2 separate regions of the Mus musculus genome follow, and region 2 is linked to region 1. Evidence: chromatin loops called from intact Hi-C (ENCODE). Cell type or tissue: left cerebral cortex. All regions are shown on one strand. Links, peaks and the distances in the headings refer to the core of each region. The heading gives the core; the rest is flanking DNA.

Region 1 (2,884 bases), core at 166-2,665:
ACACCTGGAAGTCCCAGACTATTAAATTGTCCCAGACAATCATCCTAGATCATTGTTTCTCCATCAGTACAAACCATACTTGGGGGATATAGGACATGTACCTTACAGCTTGGTGTCGTTTACACAGTATGCTTGATCCTCCTCTAGGCTCTTTAGTTTCAGAATCCAACTTTAAAGAAAGACTCAGCCGGGCATGGTGGCACACGCCTTTAATCCCAGCACTTGGGAGGCAGAGGCAGGCGGATTTCTGAGTTTGAGGCCAGCCTGGTCTACAAAGTAAGGTCCAAGATAGCCAGGGCTATAAAGAGAAACCCTGTCTCAAAAAACAAAACAAAACTACAACAACAAAAAACAAAAAACAAAAACAAAAAACAAAACCACTCTGAAATCCAGAACCAAGATCTACTTGGCCAAAAGTTTAGGGAAAAAAATCCCAGTCTATGAACCTATGAACATGGTTTGCCTCACGATAAAAATAACTGAGTTTGAATGGCCTGTGAATATTATGAAGCCAAGGAAAGAGAAGATGAGAGAAATGGGCAGAATGTAGATGAGAGAGTGCTTACTGGCTTTCCAGATGGAAGGTGCTGGGTGAGTCACAAAAATCCCAAGAATCAGACCTCTGAAGGCAGGGAAACATAGATGCATATAGGCCAGATCCATTCTCAAAGGGTCTCCATAGGCCAGAGATGTCAAAGGTGTATGGATGCAATAGTAATCTATGCTCTGTGATGGTGTGCCAATCCTCTGAACACTTCACGCACTAATAAACATGTGATGGAGAAAAGACATTATCACCGCTGGGAATGGTGGCCCACGCCTTCAATCCCAGCACTTGGGAGGCAGAGGCAGGGGAATTTATGAGTCCAAGGCCAGCCTGGTCTACAAAGTGAATTCCAGGACAGCCAGGGCTATACAGAGAAACCCTGTCTCAAAAAAACAAAAAAAACCCAAAGAAACAAACAAACAAAAAAAAACCAAACAAACAAACAAAGAACAACAAAACAACAACAAAAAGACAGTATCCTCATTGCAGCTTCCACAATCACAGGTCACTTTCAAACACTGGAACCCATAGAAGAAGGACTGTTTTGTTGAGCAGAGATGAAAGTGAAGCAGAGGCCAGCTCCCTGTGGTGCCAACTGCTCTGTGTCAAGTCGCAGTTTTGCTAACATCACTGACATGAGGGTGGGCAGAGCAGACTGCTCTTCTGAGGCCTCCTTTGCTGCACTGCCATCTAAACCATACAGAGGCGGTTCTACTCGAAGCGGTAAGGGATTGGATAAGGAATGTTGCCGTGAGGATCATGCATCTGGTGGAACACTTCTGCCAGGGCTGGTTCCTGGCCCGCTTCCCCCAGCAAACTCAAAGGAATCACTAAGTTTATGTCCCCCTAGAAGTGCCTTTCCCTTGCTAGTGTCATATGGCTCAGCTTTCCTTTTCCGATTTCGCAGGTCATTCTGCTTTTTCTCAGGAGTCTCTACTTCTTTATCACTCAAGGACCCCACGCTGCACAAACTCTGGTTGGAAGACACACTGTTGAGTGGTCCCTTACTTACACCAACTCCAGTGAACCTGGCCTCTAGTAATTCCTGCCTTCGTGGGTCCAGGCTATGCAGTTCTTCCATCTTTTCTGCCGCCGCTGCCGCTTCACTCTCCTCTCGGGAGGGGCCCCGACCCGACCCGGCTGCTGACCGCTCCGCTCTCCCCCTGTGCAGGCCCGGGGCGGAGCCGGGGCCTCTCCTGAGCGCCGCAAACCCGGCCCTGGCAGTCGCCGCCCCGCCGGGCTCCACAACAAGGCGGGCTGGGGAGAGGGGTCACGGAGGCCACAGATTCCCCGAGCTCGCGTATGTAGCCAGGAGGCTGATGCGTGCTCGGGCACCGGCGGCTGCCAGGGGGCGCGGGGCCGGCCTCCTGGAGCCGGACAAAGGCCAAGGGAGGCGCAGAAGGGTCTGGGTCGGGCCGAGAAGTGGGGGCCCGCTCGACTGGGGGCCACTCGGGTGCGGCGCGGAGGGCGGGGTGCGGGGTCGAAACCGTTAGTGCCCAGGACCCGCCTCCGGCCCCTTAATCCAGATCCACTCCTCAAGTGAGCTTTCTAGTAAGCTACCTGAGTTGGCTAAGTGGGTCCCCTTAGTAAGCTACTCCTTAATATTTCTGTTTCTCGGGGGGAGGGTATGGGGGACTTTTGAGATAGCATTGGAAATGAAAATGGGGAAAATATCTAATAAAAAATATTAAAAAATATTTCTGTTTCTCTAAGTCTGTCAGATGACCCCGGGGCAATAAGCTGAATACCAGTGCTCCAACATGTTGAAGTAAGGGACTGTCCAAGTGATCCGTGATCTCTGTAAATTGGCTAAGTTTTGGAAGCTGTGTTAGGCTTTCTTTATATTTTCAGTTAATATCAGTCATTCTTGGATTTCTGATGGGGTTGAAAAACTGCGTAGTCTCCTAGCCAACCCAGGTTTTTTTCTTTGAGAGGAACAGTTCTGAGAGGATGGTTTTAAGATGGCATTCAATATAAAGCCAAGATATATGCAGATGTAGAATTATAAGTCTTTTAAGTAAAGATACATGACAGAGGTTCTGTTTAATTAACAAAGATGATGGACTGGGTGTTAGGTCTCTAGTACTTTATAAATTACAAAATAATAATAGTTATGTTCAATTATATCTGAGATAAAATAGTCTTTTAATTGGACAGAAAGGAGGAAATGTTATGAATAGCCCCAGAGCTAATTATATTTGATGTTAATTCCATTCTCCTGTGATTTGTGAACAAGGAATGAGTCTGACTCAGGTGATTTCTTGTAAACCAGCTCCCCACCTAAATTTGTAAAATAAAGGAGAGCTGATAACTGGGCAGATAAAGGGAAGGTGGATC
Region 2 (2,884 bases), core at 227-2,726, 420 kb before region 1:
TTAAACTCACTATCAAGGCTCAAAGGACCTAAACTGAGAAATTCAATCTGATCCAGTATTGTGAGCCTCCCACCATTATCCCACACCCTTAAAATCCATTTCCTAGCATGTTCCTTTGCCTTTTGGCGATTTGAGTGAGCAAGTGAATTGAGTTCATGATTAGTATGGCGGTGTTTCTGACTTGTAAGGTCAGACAGAGACTTGGGTCTGGTGACAGGTTCAGAAGTAACTAAGGATGTTGAAGACTGGATCTGAGGGGCATCTGCTTTGTCCTGCTGGGTGCGTTCTTTAGACAAGGCATAACCACTTTCCTCAGACAAGGATGGAGAGGCCAAGACAGTGGGCAACTCAGCTTCCTCAGACCCTTCAGAATCTATGTCCTCCCACACATCTCCATCCCAGGTTACCGGATCCCATTCTTTACCAATCAGTGCCCTCACCTTATCTGCAGACACTTTCCGGGCAGGCTGACACATGACCTGGGATTGCACATCAGCTAACCTCACAATGAGGGCTTCAGTCTGTTTTTCCCCAACTTCAATCCTGTGGCGGTAGGAAAGAAGAGTCTCCCCCAGGACACACTTAGAAGCCTTTAGATCATTTATGTGCATTCGGAGCTGGGAAATTTCATCTCTGAATTGGTCCCTTTCCTTTGTTACTTTATCCAGAAATGCCAGAAGCAGCTCGCCAACTGCGTCATAGTCCCTAATCTTGCAGAAATGTTCAAAAGTATGGTACACAGAGTCATTAAGTTCCTTACCGCTCGAAAAGGATGAATCGGGGAGATCGGCCACATTTATCTTCTGCAGCAGCTCACGCCATGGGTTAACAGTGTCATTATCCGGAGAGTCATTATCCGGAGAGTCCTCGGCAAGTTCAGGTTTGAAGAGCCAGCTCGAGAAACCAGCAAGCGCACGTGGGAAATTCATCTTCAGACTTTTGTTTCCCTAGAACTCGGCTACTGCGTCCTACAAGCCTCGGATCCAAATTCCAGTTCGTCCCTGGCAAAAGCACTCTGGGGAGTTGCTAGTGTGGGGTCCGCGTGAAAAGGTCAAAGTTGCCGGAGTCTCTAGCCCCACCTATCCACTGCCATTAGAGACTTTACATCCGGAAATTGCGTAACCGAGTACTACTGACCAACCAGAGCCTGTCCTCAATTTGAATTGGTAGAATTAGCATTAACAGTTAACCAATCAGCAATGAGGTCCCATTAGCCCCTCCTTTCCATATTGAAACTGCCGCTTCCGGATGCGAAGAAACAAATATAAGGCGTCCTGGCACTGTCAATTGGCCGAGCAGGACAGCGGCGGAGGCCCCGCCCCAGCCTTAGCCAATTAGGACAACCACTGGAGGTTCCGCCCCTGCTGGAGGCGGATTCCCCGGCTGCTGGGAATCTGGGCTTTCGGGCGGAGAGCGTTGGCGTCCTTTTATCCATGGCAGCCGCTGATCTCGGGACCACAGAGGCGTGCCTTCGTCCCGCTAGACCGGTAGAGAAGGGGCAAGCGCCTAGGCCCCGGTGTGCACCCTGCCTGAGTGCGCGTGAGTGAGATGCTGGGGTCTTCTCTGCTCGCCCCCTGCAGCCTGCTCCGAAACCCAAGTCTCCAGGGGCCTGTAGGGTGGCAGGGCTGGGAAGGATAGGGGGGTCTGATTCGGCTGGAGGAGTCTGGGCTGGGGTTGTAAGAGAAGTGGGAAGTGCTTCTTTATATTGCAGACATCTCTTCCAGAAGCAAAAGAAAGTGTCTGGAGAGACGGCTCAGTGCTCTTAACCACTGAGTTCAATTCCCAGCAACCACATGGTGGCTCACAACCATCAGTAATGGAATCCTACGCCTTCTTCTGGTGTGTCCGAACAAATAAATAAATCTTTGAGAAAGAGAGAGAGAGAGAGAGAGAGAGAGAGAGAGAGCCCCTGAGTATAATTTTTGAGGACCAAAGCTGGCCGGAGAAGGGGTGGGGGTGGGGTTTGTGTCCCAGTCAGGGCCATGCTTTCCTCCGTGCAGACCCTTCATAGGGAGTCATGTGTCAACAAAGGTTTATTTGCCCCAGAGCACAGCCAACAGAACAGAGAAACGATTCCACCCAAGTGTGGCTGGGTGAACCAAGGAGTGTACGTATTGGGGTCATGACCCAAAGGCAGCTACATCACTGACAGTCCCACCGAGCACGGGTTCTGATCCACCCCCGCGCAGCTTTCAGGCAGCTCCATCTGAGAATGCTCTCCCCTGGACATAGTTTAAATCAACCTTGTGGAGGGAGCTCTAGGAATTTGCAGCCTTCTGAAGAGATTCTCTCCTCCCACCATCAGGGAGAAGTTTGAAAGTCAGGGGAAGTAGCCACTGCACAACAAGCAGGAACCTACATTTTGGTTCAAACCCTGCTTTTGACATTTAGTAGCTGTGTGACCTTGGGATATACATGCAAATTAAAGAAAGGAAGAAAGAAAGAAAGAAAAGCAAAGAAATGAATTGACCAGGAGAAGACTTGTGGCAGAGAAAAAGGCTTAATGCTTCCAGTTCTGGGTTCAGTGCCAGCTCCAGATAGTATGAGACCCCGACTTAGAGCGTTTCTCCCTGGAAGGTAAAGCCCCTAGACGTTCCCCAAGCTTGTTTTCCCTGATCTCTAAAAATGCAGCCAGAAAAAAGCTCTTTGTTCTCTATAGCCAGCAAAAAGCCTTTTTGTTTCTATACTTTACAACCAGAGATGCCTACCTTCCTGTGCCAATGACACGGAGATAAAAATTCAGAAAGAACTCACTCCCCACTCCTGCCTTGTAAATTTCACCAAGGACACCCGGAAGAGAACTCCTCCCAACTCTTCCTAACTCCTCCCAACTCTCCTCCCAACTCCTCCCAACTCTTCCTAACTCCTCCTAACTCTTCCTAAC

The links. Peaks named below come from ENCODE experiments on the same cell type or tissue, not always from the same donor. Only the 100,000 strongest peaks of a DNase experiment are listed, where the experiment ranks them.
Region 2: a loop joins it to region 1, with 11 times the contacts of the local background. A loop is called at or near these places in 2 of 42 quality-filtered maps.

The regions. Positions count from the first base shown.
Region 1 is chr4:147,442,215-147,445,098 of GRCm38, reverse strand. Zfp982 (zinc finger protein 982) reads right to left here and starts at 1,985. Exons shown (of 5, transcript NM_001371348.1): 1 at 1,560-1,985. It also overlaps the pseudogene Gm13161 and the pseudogene Vmn2r-ps19. In left cerebral cortex, for the core only: no CTCF peak of the experiment used is centred there; DNase peaks (open chromatin) are centred at 1,442 and 1,716; H3K4me3 peaks cover 841 bases; H3K27ac peaks cover 246 bases.
Region 2 is chr4:147,867,024-147,869,907 of GRCm38, reverse strand. It overlaps Miip (migration and invasion inhibitory protein), which reads left to right and starts at 1,189. Exons shown (of 10, transcript NM_001025365.2): 1 at 1,189-1,539. Fv1 (Friend virus susceptibility 1) reads right to left here and starts at 929. Exons shown (of 1, transcript NM_010244.3): 1 at 1-929. The coding sequence starts at 929. In left cerebral cortex, for the core only: a CTCF peak has its summit at 1,343; DNase peaks (open chromatin) are centred at 349 and 1,250; H3K4me3 peaks cover 2,008 bases; H3K27ac peaks cover 952 bases.